Linked DNA regions of Mus musculus: region 2 is linked to region 1. Evidence: chromatin loops called from intact Hi-C (ENCODE). Cell type or tissue: left cerebral cortex. All regions are shown on one strand.

Region 1 (8,000 bases):
TTGGGTTACTTCACTTAGGATGATATCCTAACATGGAAACAATGTCTAACTGCTCACAATAATAATTCAGCCTTTTATGAAAGAATACAGACTGGAATATCTTAAGGAAAGGGAGGAAAAATGGGAACTCCTACTGAGGAAAGGCTCCAGAAGCTCCCAACAAACATGTAGGCAAATACTTAGGTGAGGCGGGAACCTCTGTATGTGTGGAAAGCATTTATAATGTCAACCACTGACTGGAAGTAACAGACAGAAACAATGTTTACTTTATCCTCGTTGTGAAAATACTGATATTTTATGAAATAAAAGTCTTTAGGAGGAGAAACTAAAATAATAGTTCTGGTTTCTACTCATTCTTTTATGGCACCTGTTCCTCCACCCCATTCTCTCCCCTTCTCACTACAATGCCCCAGGCAAGCGCTGCCTGTTTTCCTTGTCCAAATCACCCTTCCCCTTCCTGTTCTCACACCTGCCTTTCCAAGCTGATCTCTGAGTCTTCCCAGGATAACTAAACCCCCTAGTCTTTCAGGCCCTAGATCTATCTAAGTCGATACCAAGCTCCCAATACAAGTCAGATCTGACTCTAGGCAATCTTCTGGGATAAACCACGTTGCTGTGGAAATACACCACTGAGAACACTGGCTCCACTACTAATCTGTTTATGATCGCAAATGGCTACTTAGCATCACTAGTAAGCCTGTGGTCCTAATCTCACCATCTTAGTTCCTATCCTGCAGAAGTTTAGATCACAGAAACTTTCAAATTCTTATTGTGTTCAAAGACACAATAAACTGCCTCTCATAAAAAAATGTCCTGAGATGCAAGCCCTGTCACTCTAGAACCTATGGTACAGGTCCAATAATATGCCACTTCTCGATGCAAACTCCCTCACTGAAACCATACTACAATCTCAATAATACACCACACAACTATAAAAAATAGTTATTTATATACTATAACAAACATTTATGTAGAAAAATGGTCAATATTATAAGGGACAAAAATGCTAATATTTTTAATATAATAATCTCTTTTTCAAAAAATATGAATTTGTTTACTCTTCTATTAGTTTTGGACCATATAAAAATATAGCCCTGAAAACAACAAGGAAACTTGTAAATCTGATCACACATGACCATGCCACACTTTATAACTTTACAGTGCCGAGGCTAAAAAAAGAGGTGGAGAACATTGGTGAATGGGTATAGAGGTTTAGATTAGGGTGACAAATGTGCTAGAAATTAAAAGCTTTGTTTTACAACAATATGAATGTATCTAAAGATACCAAATTATATACTTAAAATGGTAAAATAGTACATTTTCTTACGTATTATTGCAAACCAATGCCTGCAGAAGACACAGAGAAGGGGAAGACACCCACAATGTCTTCCTATTACATTCTGATGAACAAGACTGTAATTTGACTCCTACCTAGCCCTATCTTTATCTAACTCCTGACTAACTGTTTTTGTCTAGAGACCTTGGTTTAGCTCAGAATATTCAGCTGAATATTTAGTTCCTCAAGGGCACAGTGGTCTCTCTTGTTCTGGTTTTAGCATATAGAATTTCCACTTTCTGAAAAGGAAAGGAATATATTTACTCACAGGATGCTTCTGACTGTCTTGACTGGTTCACATTGGTACACCCGGCCATCAGGCCTTTCCTCTTCCCATCCTCACATGACAGTCATCTATAATTACCTGGTTAGTGCCAGACGTGACAATTCAGTGAAAGCTTGAATCATTTTGATCCCTAGAGCATGAAGGCTTATACATTTTGGCTGAATGTATGTCTGTGCAGCACAAGCATGTCTACTGTCTGCAGAGGCCGGAGGAGGATGTTGAATCCTCTACAACTGAAGTCATAGATGGTCATTTATTGTCATGTAGGTGCCAGGAATCGAACCTAGGTCCTCTAGGAGAGCATCCAGGACTTTTAATCACTAAGCCATCTATCTAGCCTCCTAAAAATAATTTTTGAACAAATGGATTAATTTAAAAAAACAAGCTAGAGGCAGTAGGTGGGATAAAATGACCTCATACACCAACTCAATATAGAATGATTCAAAATCAGAAGTCTTTCCAAACACAAATACAGAATTTATATCACATCTTACTTAACTATTCCTCAAACAGACGTTGAGTGCTCAGTATATTAACTATTTACTTCACAACTGAGCCATGTGCTCAAGGAATAGACAGCCCTGTATTTAGCCAGAGGCAGAACAGTAAATGACGCAGTGCTGGAGAACATATGGAGGTGAGCAGGACCCTGATTATGCTAATAATGGACATAACACCTTGAGTATATACTATCAAGTAGCATTTCACCGTCTCAAGAAAATTTAGACAACCAATTCTCCTTAGTAGAACTGGTATAGAATTTGATGTGTTCCCACACAAAAAACTGAACCCAGAGCCCTGTACATAAGTGTTGTAGAGGGGCCTGGTGCTGTTCTTGTGAACCAATCCCCTAATGACTAAAGGAGCCAATCACTGGGCGAATAGGTGGGACTTCTGGGTTGGACAGAGGAAGAGAAGGAGGAGGAGAGAGGTAGGTCTTTTGGAACAGGGATAGCATGAGGGTAAGATGTAGCTGCTAGAGTTTCACTAGAGGAATCAGATTAAACAGGGCTTACAAGAGAGGGTTTTAGTTGTAGCGCCCAGAGATTGAGCTACCACTGTTTCTGAGCTAAGTTTGTGTGGTGTTTTTCTTCTTGAAGTGATTTGACTGGGTTCCAGAGAGAAGGTACCGCAGCAAGGTGCGTAGATTTGCCTGATGTGTGCCACAAAGGCCATGGGGTGGGGGATTTGAAGCATTGGCGTGGTAGCGACCCGCCAGTGGGAACCAAGTGAGCTGGGTGAGAAGTTTCAGGACCTTCCGGGCCAGAGTCTCCACCAGATAAGAAAAGGCCAGCTAGTCCCCTGGGGCTGAGAGTAGCTGGGCATAGTGCTGGAACCTGTCAGTTCATTATTTTAAATAATAATAATTTCCTACAACACATAAGACGCAAGCACAATTTCCCCAGATCTTCTTGGGACACTTTTAAGTTCTAAGCACAATGTAAGAGAGGACAGATATGTCTTCCCAAAGCATATTTTTGTTTTTAGTTCAAGACAGTGTCTCACTATGTAACCCTGGCTGGCCTAGACTTCATTGTGCAGACCAGAATAGCCTCAAACTCAGAGATCCACCTGCTTCTGCCTTCCCAGTGCTGATATTAAAGGCTTGTGCTATCACACCTGGCTCACACGATGCTTGGCCGGGTTATTCACAAGTCTTCCTTTTATAAGCACTGGAACATTTATTAAAGGTGCCACTTCTGAAGTCTCTCATGTTGCCAAGAAAAATGTGGAAAAATATAAAAGGAAATAGAAACTGGGGTAAGTGATTTAACCCCAGAAGGTGCACAAGGGTCTAAGTGGGCTCTATACCTTCTCTCACTTAACTACTGTCGATCAATTTATTCACTGTGCTTCATTCTCCAGATTTTATTTGTATTTATAGCTACCTCTAAATAGAATCCACTAGAGTGACTACCATGTGGCATTCTGAGTAAGGGTACTCTGCTTGAGTAATCTCTTTTCTCTGTGCCTCTCAAATCAAATGGGGTCTGTGGTGTTTGGTTACTTAGGCCCTAAGATCGTTCGTTCTTCAGATTCCATCTGCATTAGCATGCTTCTTTAGGCTGTTACTCGGGAATTTAATAAACTTTTTAAAGACAAAATGACATCTTGATCGAGCACTTCACTTAACTTTTATTTTGAATGCAGCATGACATTTTAAATATAAAATATGGGTCTAGGATGGAATAACGATCCATAATTTGCATTCTCTAAAATTATAGTGTGAAAATGACACCTTTCCAGAATAAAAACACTGTGGAAGAAAATATAGCATCCCACAGCCTAACTTAAAATGCCAGGAAATGCCTTGATCTGAATCAAAGCTTATGGAACCACAGTGCTTTCAAGGTAAAGAAATAAAGGATTAGAAAGACTTCAGAAATGGATGTAGAAGAAAACATCTTCAAAGGGCTAGAGAGGGTGCAGCCCTTACACATACATGAGGTTCTTACAGAGGACCTAAGTTTGGCTACCAGAACCATGCTGGATGGCCAAACCTCAGCTCCAGAAGATCTGATTCCCCTGGTCTCACCTCCATGGTTACCTGCGCTCACAAGTGCACAGACCTATTCAGACATTCAGATGTCCACATAATTATAAAGAAAGAAAACGCCTTTGAGAAGCACAATGTTGATCTTGAAACGACTAACAAGCAGGAAACAGAACACAACCTACGCCATCACACATTTCACAGAGATGAAATATTTCTCTTCGAAATACTATTTATACTCATAAGTGAGGTGCACACTTCTGCTCTCATATGACAGATATTAATCAAAAAACAGACTGTAGGACAGACACACAAATTAAACATTGAGCCTGAGATTTCAAAAACTCAGGCACAGTCTTGCTCTGTGCCTCCAGCTGGTGGATCAGGTGTAAGCTTTCAGCTACTGCTGTAGCTCATTCCTGCTGGTCTGCCTGCTGCTACCTTGTTCCCACCATGAGTCACTGTAAGCAAGCCCTTAATTAAATGTTGTCTTCCATAAGTTGCTATGGTAATGGTGCCTCTTCACAGCAATAGAACAGGAACTAAGACATCATTGTAACACCAAAACCTGGCTCATCTCAACCTGACACCTCACACAGTCAAATGGAAAGCAGGACAACACACCTCCATGCATATACTCAAGAATAGACATATTTTCTTTCAGCCTTGACATGGATGAAGGCAAGTCTAGCCTCTAATCATTCACCTGCTTTCCTTCCCAAGTGCTGGCATTGAAGGCACGTGCCACCATGCCTAGGTATTTCTTTTACATTACAGGTAGGCTACCCAGGCAGGGCTTTACTTTAAGGAATTCTTCCATAGGTGCAACAAGTTTGCAAACCACGGGAATAAGGAATGGCTAACAGTGTTTAATGCTCAGAGTTTTAAATATGTCCAGATAAAGGCTTATGGAGAACGGTCATCTTACCTGACATGTGCATTGCAGTATCTTTTAGCATACTCAATCCAAGTTCCAAATTTTTGTGGGAAAAGAGCCTCAATCTGCATGAAAAGCTATAACAATACAAATATCCTCAATTACAATATTCTCAAGTAAGTTATTAGGATGATAAAAGAATTTAATAAAAATGGTAACAGGCATAAAAGTAAAAATGCTTCTTCCTCAAAGACTTTCCTTCTTTTTCACACCACACTATCCATTCTTCAAGGATAATAATTCTCTTTTTCTAAATATAACATATATATACAGTCACAATTTAAAAAAGATTTCTCTCTAGCCCCTGTATATGTATGTATGTATGTATGTATACACATATAGACAATCATAATATTATGGTACAACTAAAATCTTATTGTAAAAACATCAGAGGCAACTTTTAATTTTAAGAGGTATATAAGCAATATACTATAATAATAAAGAATCCTTAAAAGGATGAATAACCATTATTGTGTCTATGTGATAAAATAGTCAAACAGATGCCTGATAATGAATGAATAGGCTGTTTCTGTCTTTTAAGCAGTTATAAATATTAGTAATTTCACAATTATATTTGTGTATCCATGCTACACATGAGTACTAGCGATCTGTTCATCTATCTATCCACCTGCTTACATACATTTGTTTGAAATGAAGTATTTATGTAGTCATTATATACCCTGGCTGACCTCAACTTCCACCCTCCTGCCTTTACTTCCAGAATGCTGGGATTAAAGGCATGTGCTACCAGACACATTCAAGCTGCATTTTCATTGGATGAATTTCATATGTTATAATTTTAGAGATAAACAGTTGGTGTGAGGGGTAAAGCACAGAGCCTGAGGCATGGTAGGCAATTGCTATACCACTAAATCTAATCTCGGGTGCATGGAACATGGCATGCATGTTCTTTTCTTCTCTTTTGACATAAATATCTCTGTGTGTACTGTGCATGTTCATGTGGTAGCTTCTGCCATTGGCGTCTTTTTGAATCATTTTGTACTTTATGAATTGAGTGAGTCTCTCACTGAACCTGCATTTCTGCTGGTCTGGCTTGCCAGCTGCTGGGGGATTCTTGTCTTCTCCTCCCACACTGGGCTTATAGCCTGCTGCCACACTGGGCTTATAGCTGCCACACTGGGCTTATAGCTGCCACACTGGGCTTATAGCTGCCACACTGGGCTTATAGCCTGCTGCCACAACTGCTCGGCTTTTATGTGGGGTCCGGGGACTTGAACTGCCCTCACATTCGTGCATTAAGTATTGTACCGCTGTGCTATCTTCCCAGCCTAGATGTATACTTTGAATACTATGTAAATTTGCCACTTGGGCCAATAGTATCCTTGTGTAACTTTTCTTTTCACGACCCTGATAGGCTGCACACAATAACAATTTACTGTCAGGTTTAATAGGCTCTTTAACATAATGTTTTTATTGATATGATTAATATAAAGTTCACTCTTCAAGTATGAAATTCAGTGGCTTTTAGCACAGTCACAAAGTTATATATCAACCACTACTATTTACAAAAGGTTGTTACCATCTTAAAAAGAAACCCACCTCCATTAGTAGTCAAAGCCCTCTTCCCTTCCCACCAGGTCCTGGCAAGCACTAGCTATTTTTTACTTTCATGAATGTTTCTATTCCTAGGACTTCATATTTAAAAAATCATCCCCAGTACAGCCCTTTGCTGTGTGCACCTGTGTCAACATGAAAACAAAGATTTTCAATCAACAACTTAAATTCCCAGCTAGAAAGGGAAGAACACGCTAAATGAAAAGGCAAGCACCAAAGAAAAACACTATAAGCATTTTGATGAAAATAAAGGAGAAAATAAGAGAAAATTAGCAAACACAAGTCTGTTTTAGGAACAATCAATAACGCTGACTAAACTTTGGTTAGATAAGGAGTGAGACAAAAGCCTACTGAAGTTAGGAATACAGAGGATGATCACCACCATCACAGAGATACAAAGGATAAACAACAGTGTGCCAGCAAATCAGATTCCTCAGATCAAATGGTCAGAAAGAACTAAGAGTGTCTGAAAAAGACACTCAACACGTGGCTGTTCCTAGACTAAGTTCCTCTAGTCTAGATAGATACCTCACCTGGCCTGTAACAGCCTTTAGTTTGTTTCTACTTTCCAAAGTGGAGCTACCAAAGTAAAAAAGAACTACAGAAAAATTCTGCAAGGGAGTATAAACAGATCTCTAAAGGGAGCTCACTGGCCAGCTAGCCCAGAGAAATTGGAGCTCCAGGACCAGTGGGAGTCCCACTTCAAAAAAAGAAGGTAGACAGCAGATAAGACAGACAGTAGAAATTCCTTCACAGGTACAGGATTTTCTCTCTCTCTCTCACACAACACACAAACATATATGTAAATGTAACTTTTATTCTCCTATAGTCATTGTTGTCTCTGAGGCTTACTGCCTCTATCTGCTAACCTAGGCCTAGTCCTGGAAGCTTCTAATTTCTGTACAATCTAATCGAGGCCTATCATGTTTTCAGCCTCTGAGACTTACTACTGAATAAGCTCACCCTTCTTAGTTCTTTCTGATCTCTGGGTGGCTGATTCAATTCAGTTGTTCTGGTTCAAACTCCTCTCCAAAATGACTGATTCACACTGGCTCCTCTCAACTTCTGACTGAATTGCCCTGCTTGGTCTCAAACTAACTCCAGAACAAGTATTAATCTTCTGGCTCCTTCTCATTCTCTGGCTCATTTTGTCTTAACATATGTCTAGCTTGTTCTCTCTCTGCAACATGTCTCTCTAAAACTGTCCCAGTAAAAGTGTCTCCTCTCTCTTAAAGCAGCTCTCTTTCCTCTCTGTTCTCACGAGAGTTGGGTGTATCCTACTCTGTCAAACCTCTATCTGATTTGTAACTTTGTCTGCCACTCAACTGGGCATCACTTTCAAACATGGGTGTTTCCTCCTACAAACTAACTT
Region 2 (8,000 bases), 98 kb before region 1:
CATGGTGGCTCACAACCATCCGTAACGAGATCTGACTCCCTCTTCTGGAGTGTCTGAGGACAGCTACAGTGTACTTACATATAATAAATAAATAAATCAGTTCCCTGTCTTAAAAAAAAAAAAAAAAATTGACAATGTGTAAGTAGGCTTACGTGATATAATTTTACTAAAACTTAAGCTTTCTTTTCCTATTTGGTAGACTAGCAAGTGGATCACCAGATCTAAGATGCTGCTTACTGCATCAGAAACTACAGGTAACGGTTTTCCATAGCATGAGTGCACACACATTTACATCATTTACATATATATATATATATATATATATATGCAAAACCTGACGCTTAATCTAACACTTAAGTGTAGGAATGACTTATATAGGCTACTTTCTTTGGGCTGCTTATGGGTTGCTTATAATCCCTGTAATCTGTCTTGGTAAAGTAGAAAGAAATACTGAAGCAATTGATACATATTGCTGTACTCTAGTTCAACCATAAATGCTATTTCTGTTTTCTTCAGATGTTAAATTGTTGTATTGAAAGGAAGAAAGCACGTGATGAAGGGAAAAAGACGAGCCTCTCGGATAGTACGACTAGTGCATATCCAGGGGATGCTGGGAAAACTGGAGGCCAGCTGGGCCTGGACCATCTCAGAGATACAGAGAAGGAAAAGGGAGAAGTAGGGAAGTCCTGGGATTCCTGGAGTGATAGTGAAGAAGAGTTTTTTGAATGCCTCAGTGATACGGAAGACCTTAAAGGAAACGGACAGGAGAGTGGTAAGAAAGGCGGTCCCAAGGAGATGGCAAACTTAAAGCCAGAAGGCCGCCTGCACCAGCACGGGAAACTTACCCTGCTGCATAATGGAGAGCCTCTCTACATTCCAGTGACCCAGGTAGGTGCACCAAGGCTTGCAAACTCAGCTGCCTTTTGTTGTTGATTAGGTCCTTCCTAGAGGAGATGATTGCTTTTGGTAGGAGAGATTATTTAAAGTCTTTGATTAGGTTTGGAACTTTCAGTTCTGCCAGTCTGAAATTGCATAATCGTTTGAAGCCTTAGTAGATGGTATTGACCTTATATAAGGTGATTAATTCTTTGAGAATTCTATGCAATGTGTTTTGATCATACTTAGCCTCACCTTCTCCCCGTGACTTCTCTTAAAGTCTATACCTCTCCTACCTTCCCCAACCCTGTGCTCTCCTTTCTTATTTTCTTTTTTTTTCTTTTTTTTGGTTTTTCGAGACAGGGTTTCCTCTGTGTAGCCCTGGCTGTCCTGGAACTCACTCTGTAGACCAGGCTGGCCTCAAACTCAGAAATCCACCTGCCTCTGCCTCCCAAGTGCTGGGATTAAAGGTGTGCGCCACCACTGCTCGGCTTGGCTCTTTTCTTTTTAAATAGCCCATCAATTCCTTTTTTTTTTTTTTTTCCCCATATGCTCCTTGATATGGGGCCCTCCCCAGCAACATGGTGGACCTACCAGGACCCACACCCTTAAAGGAAACTGAGTCTCTCCTCCCTGGAAACCATCATCTGTCCATGGCTCCTCAGCCACACATCAGGGCTCATGAACCCCTTCCATTCCGTGTTAGAATGGGGACTAGCTTGATCCTCTGTGAATCTGAGTGCAGTGGCCATGTCATGTCCACAAGATGCTATGTACCCTCCTCCACAGTGGACCCTGAACTTGTGGAATTATTGGTTCTTAAACTGTATTTCCATAGGTAGAGATGAAGTGCTTGGAGTACTCCAAGTACAGAATGGGGAGAACAAAAACGATCGTCCTTCAGTTAGGACTGTTTTTATTTCTTCAAACATGTTTTAAAGCCATTTTATACCATTAGAACAGCAACTCAGTCTAGGGAAGAACAATTCATTTTTGGTGGTTGGTTTTGCCTAAGTGATATGTGAATACTTATGTTTAAAAAAAAAAAAAAGCAGCCCGGCGTCGTGGCGCGTGCCTTTAATCCCAGCACTCGGAAGATAGAGGCAGGTGGATTTCGGAGTTTGAGGACAGCCTGGTCTACAGAGTGAGTTCCAGGACAGCCAGGGCTACACAGAGAAACCCTGTCTCGAAAAACCAGAAAAAAAAAAAAAGCAGGCTTCTTGCTCACTGGTTCAGACCTTCTCAAAAGTAACTGTTGTTACTAGTTTGAGTTATGTTTCTTACACTTCTTCCTTTCCACTGATGTGTGCATATGGATATGATTTGGTTTCATTTCTGAATGTGCACTGATACGCAGCTTGTTTATCCTATCAATAGGGTCACCCCATGCCATTAAATGTACATCTGTGTCATTTATAATTGTTGCATATTATTCTAACATGTGGAAGTCCTACAGCTTATTTAATTATTCATGTCAATCACTGTGTGTCATTTTCAAGGATTTGCTCTTTTAAACAGTCTGTATCATGAGTCCCTGCCATCATTTACATAAGAAAGATGGTTCACTAGGTGAAGGGACCAATGCTATCAAGTTTCCCTTTAAACAGGTTGCACCTGTTTTACATTCTCATCAGTGGTAAATTAAAGGGTAAAGACATAGTAATTCTCACACTCTTTCCCCTTTTCATAGGTATAGATGGAATGCTTAGTATGTGCTGACACACTGTAGCCATGGCAGTTTAGCAAGAAATTACAGTAAGGTTCTAGCACTGAAATTACTTGCATTTTATGTCGATTTCATAAACTATGGTTTCAGTCCATATCATTGTCAGCAGTGCAGGATTATCTATCTATCATCTATCTATCTATCTATCATCTATCTATCTATCTATCTATCTATCTATTTTAAGAAAGTGCTTCCTATGTAGCCTTGTCTGGTCTGAAAGTCACTTAACTCACTTTGTAGATAAGGTTGTCCCAAACTATTAGAGATCTGTTTGCTCTTGTTTCCCAAGTGCTGGGATTAAAGGTATGCACTACCATGCCTGGCTATTTCCTCGACTTTTGATGAACCTAAGCATTTGTCAATGTAATTGACTGGTTTTATATCTTGAAATGTTTTAGTAGCTATTATTAAACTAAGGGTTAAGTCTCTAAGTGTATAAGTATATAAGTATAAACTAAGTGTACAAGCATAAGCTAAGTATATAAGTGTAGAAGTATGTAAGTATAAAGTGTATAAGCATAAAGTAAGTATGTAGTGATCGATAGGATGGATGTGTATCCTCACCAGCATTGCATGTGATTATTTTATGTAATTCCCTTCACTTGATGTATCATGGGTTCACATACAATAATTAAATTAATAAATGGAACCATTTGTATTATATGTTCATAGAATAATCAATATTGTCCTGATTAATGTTTGTCAATGTGAGACAAACGAGACACCTGGGAAGAGGAAATCTCACTGGAGGAATTGCCTCCATCAGACTAGCCTGTAGACAAGTCCATAGGACATTTTCTTAGTTAATGATTGATGTCAGGAAACCCATTGGATGACACTATCTCTAGCAGGTTGTATAAAGAAGCAGGCTGAGCAAGGCATGGAGAGCAAGCAGCAAAGAACCTCCCTCCATAGCCTAAGTGTTAGCTTCAGTTCCTGCCTCTAAGTTCTCCTGAGTATCTGTTCTGACTTCCCTCAGCGATGGTCTTGACTTGAAAGTTATAAGATAAACCCTTTCCTTTAGTTGGTTTTGGTTAGCATTGCCATGGCAACAGAAACCCAACTAGAACAGAAATGTTGTTGTCTTTTGATATTGAGTAGAAAGGAGAAAGTTGAATTAGGTCTCATGTAGGCAGAGTTGGTACTGAATTCACTGTGAAGGTGAGGATGATCTTGAAGCCTCAGTCCTTTAGCCTTCACCTTTCAAGTGCTAGGATTACAGGCATCACACCCAGCTATCTATAGTATGTGCTCATACGGGTAATTCCTTTCAGCATAGTTGTATTTTTGATTCATGTTATTTTGGTTCACTCATGTTTATTCTTTAGTGATTTTCCTATTCCTTCCCTTCCATCCTGTGACTTCATAGCTATAGGGCCATAAAAAGTAGCTTCTTATTATGGGGAGTTAGTTAGTTAGGGCCTCTGCTCTGAAGTCGGTGCTCCAGGAGAAACTCATGGAATTTGTTGGTTAAATTCTGCATTTCTTTACATTCTTCCAAATGTGTATTTTGTGGCTGCATAAGCAGAAATGTCTATGGTCCTATGTTTATCCTATGTTTATGGTCCTGCTGTGTTTCTGAAGAGCTACTTTTGTCCTTTTGTCCTTTTGTGCATTGTCACAGGAACCAGCACCCATGACAGAAGATCTGCTGGAAGAGCAGTCTGAGGTCTTAGCAAAATTAGGGACATCTGCTGAGGGGGCGCACCTCCGCGCACGCATGCAGAGTGCCTGTCTCCTCTCCGATATGGAGTCTTTTAAGGTAGGTCACACTTCCAGAGCTCTCTGAGTCTGTCTTCAGCTATTCTGGGATGAAACTGTGAACAACACTATAAAGTGACATGAAGGTTGTGTCTTTTTTAAGTGTTTGGATTTATTACTTGTTACAAAATGCTTCTTCCAGCCTGGAAAGGACATGTCAGACTCACTTCTTAGGTTTGTAAAAGAAAGTCAACCTGCTTTCCAAAGTTGAGAATTGAATATTCTGTGTGTTATAGATGGTTTTTCCTTTGTGTGTCCTTAGCCAATTTAAGGCTTTGGGAACTGTAGGGATTTCTATGTGGATTATTTTATGCAACAAACATATGTGTGCCACACACTATGAGTAGGTGGGGGAGATACAGTATTTATTTAGTCGATTGAGCTTGTGAGAGATTTCTAGTCTTCAAAGGATGCAAGGTCAGAGGGAAGTGGCTAAGCAGGTATGGGAACTTTCTCAGAAAAGTCAGTATTTTGGAAAAGTAGGTATTTGCTGCCTGGAGGAGTTATTGTGGGCTTGGATAAAGGCTTGGGTGTACAGCTCTGCACATTTAGGGGACAGTGGTATTTGAGTGTCCTTAACCCTAAGATACTGTATGAACCAGTATCTGAAACTTTAAAATTTTATGTGTGTGGGTATTTTACCTGCATGAATATCTGTGCACCATGTGGGTACTGGGAATTGAACCTGTGTCCTCTGGAAGAGCAAGTGGTGCTCTTAACTCCTGAGCAAACTCTTTGGCCCCCAATATCTGACACTTTAAAGTCATAACCTAACACTATGAGTAGAAAATTCCACACTATAAGAGTGTTTCATATGCAAAATTATTTAAGTCATTGTATAAACTCACCTTCACAGTATATAAGTGTAGTATGCATGAAAAGTAATTGAATTTTAGGTTTAGACTCGAGTCAAAGCTTAGTTTGTGCATTTGAAAATTCAGAAATCTAAAAAAATTCAAAGCCCTCCTACACCCATGTATTTTGGAAAGTATACTCAACCCGAGTGACAAACAACTCGGGGTGGGGGGGGGGGGCCTTCGCTGTCTGCACACGGATGTCTGAAACTTCTTCCAGGCCTGAGCATGCATGCATGTTTGTTTGTATGTATGTATTTAATGTGAGTACATCCCTGTCTCCAGACACACCAAAAGAGGATCCTATTACAAATGGTTGTGAGCCACTGTGAGGTTGCTGGGAATTGAACTCAGGACCTGTGGAGAAAACCAAAAAGAAGGGGGTCAGCAGGTGTGGACAACTTCCACTACAGTTCTCCTGCCATCAGCTGCCTTCCTAGTCAGGGTGTGCTCCACAGCAGGCTCTGCAGACGTGCACACAAGAGACTGCAAACGGTGCTTGCAGTCTTTTAACATTGTGCACTACCAAAACTGCTGCTCATTAAATTCTTTTGGACTGAGCTGGGCACTTACAAATTTATAATAACTTTTTAAACCAGAAAATAGAGGTACATGTATAAGGTGGCTCTTAGGAATACAACTATGAAAGATAGATACTTTTAAAAGTAAGTAGTTATTCTAAACATATGAGTTGCCTTTCCCTTTCTGTAGGAACAATTTACTATTAGAACTGCTTAGAGATCCCAGAGTTGGGCATGGATGTATGCCTGAGACACCCATACATCATAGGGGCTTATTCTGGGCCATCCGTTATAATAAATCCTTTAACAGTAAAAAGAGGACAAGTCATGGCTGAGGTGTCTGTCCTGCCTGGTATGTTACTAAGAACTTAGGGCAGGGGAGGGCTCTAGTACAAAATACTCACTAGTCTGTAACATAGGAGCTGAATATTGAAAACTGTCAAGCTTACTGCCTTTACAGATGAGCTGGTGTGCTGCCTGGGTAGGATCCAGACCTTTGCTCATAAATCCTAGGCACTGTCACAAACCATGGCACAGCCTTACAAGAATGGATCCTATGGGGCTGGAGAGATGGCTTAGCAGTTAAGAGCACTGGCTGTTCTTCTAGAGGACCCAGGTTCAATTCTCAGCACTCAGGAAAAACAAAATGAAACAACAACAAACGGGTTCTACAGTTAGTGAAGAACTTCCTCTGGTTCGTTAGGGTCTCTCTGGGTTAAGAATGGTGACCCTAAGCCCCATGAGTTTAGCCATCACATTTGAAACAGACTATTCTCACCAACAGTGCTACATGCCCATCCTTATGTACTCTGCTAATAATAGCTCTCCACAAGCAGTGTGAGGCGGCTTTATCGTCTAGGTTTGAAAGTAGAATTGTTGGAACGTTTTTGGCATATGTCATTATTCTAGGTAGTTGTGCTATAACTGGAGCATGAATGCTTGCTTTTAGCCACCTGAACAATAATAGTGGGATTTCAGCTCCTTAATAGCATAGACGTAGTTTAGATGGAGGTGTTTTGTGTGAAGCCTTAGAGTTTGGTTGCTGACTAGAACATGAGTGAGGGAGGCTAGCTGATATTTATACCAGTGCTGCTATTGCCTAACCACCAAGTATAGAGTCTCGGTCATGTGTTACTCTGGCTGTGCTGTGCATTATTTAACTCTCTACACTTCATTTATTCACTACTTTGTTCAGTACTGAGTAATTAATACTACAGTTTGTACAAAGTCATCACATAAAAATGGTGCTTTTTTGGTTTTTGGTTTTTCTGTAAAATTGAGGAACATTTTTGGTGCTTTAACACCTCCTATTTTAAATGTGACTTTCAAACTTTAAGTGTGAATATAACTTTGCACTAGGCTTGTCTGAAAATGCTGGGTTTTGTTTTGTTGTTTTTTTTGTGTGTTAGGCAGCTAATCCAGGCTGCTTTCTGGAAGATTTCGTGAGGTGGTACTCACCAAGGGACTACATTGAGGAGGAGGTGACTGACGAGAAGGGCAATGTGGTCCTGAAGGGGGAGCTGAGTGCCCGTATGAAGATCCCCAGCAACATGTGGGTAGAAGCCTGGGAGACTGCTAAGCCTGTGCCAGCACGACGTCAGAGGAGACTGTTTGATGACACCCGAGAGGCTGAAAAGGTACGAGGAAGTGACCAGTAAATCTACTGTGTAATGACAAAGAAATTACAGATTGTAGAAGATCGCTAACAATCTTTAGAAGTACTGAGAAAATCAAGTAACAAAATAACACTTACACATTTATTATTAGTGGCTCTATCTAATGCCCTAAAAAAGAAATCCTAGATTGACAACACGCTGCTGTTAACTGCCATGTTGGTGTTGTGGCTCACAGATCATCCTCGTTCTCTGCATGCTCCTCCTTTGTACGTGTAACATAAAGACTTGGAAAGCTTGAGAAAGTAGTTCTTACAGTTCCTACATGCTTGCCTCTGCCATAGCTGCTGCTTAGCTGGGAAAGAGGCAAGAGTGAGCTGAGGTCAGGCCTCTGTGCCCCAGGAAGGCCGCCCTGCAGTATTTCTGGGTCCCCTGTGTCTCCCTCAGGTCCTGCACTACCTGGCCATGCAGAAGCCTGCAGACCTAGCCAGGCACCTCCTGCCTTGTGTGATTCATGCAGCTGTTCTCAAGGTAAAGGAAGAAGGTAAATGTCTCAGTTGTCAGTCCCTACGCCCATTGCCAAAGAAGGGTTTTTGGTTTCATTTTTAACTATGGCTTTGAATTTCTTTCTTTCTTTTTTTTTTTAATA

The links. Peaks named below come from ENCODE experiments on the same cell type or tissue, not always from the same donor. Only the 100,000 strongest peaks of a DNase experiment are listed, where the experiment ranks them.
Region 2: a loop joins it to region 1, with 8 times the contacts of the local background. A loop is called at or near these places in 2 of 42 quality-filtered maps.

What each region holds. Positions count from the first base shown.
Region 1 is chr1:128,027,805-128,035,804 of GRCm38, forward strand. It overlaps Zranb3 (zinc finger, RAN-binding domain containing 3), which reads right to left. Exons shown (of 21, transcript NM_027678.3): 6 at 5,045-5,130. Among named protein-coding and RNA genes, the nearest start is that of Zranb3, 71 kb to the right of the region's middle. In left cerebral cortex, no CTCF peak of the experiment used is centred here; DNase peaks (open chromatin) are centred at 1,660, 3,245, 3,898, 4,495 and 1 more place; H3K27ac peaks cover 5,932 bases.
Region 2 is chr1:127,930,191-127,938,190 of GRCm38, forward strand. Rab3gap1 (RAB3 GTPase activating protein subunit 1) reads left to right here. Exons shown (of 24, transcript NM_178690.4): 16 at 200-254; 17 at 517-888; 18 at 4,227-4,364; 19 at 7,148-7,375; 20 at 7,799-7,895. Among named protein-coding and RNA genes, the nearest start is that of Gm28800, 27 kb to the right of the region's middle. In left cerebral cortex, a CTCF peak has its summit at 7,250 (motif pointing right); DNase peaks (open chromatin) are centred at 3,624, 4,005, 4,337, 5,589 and 5 more places; H3K27ac peaks cover 4,496 bases.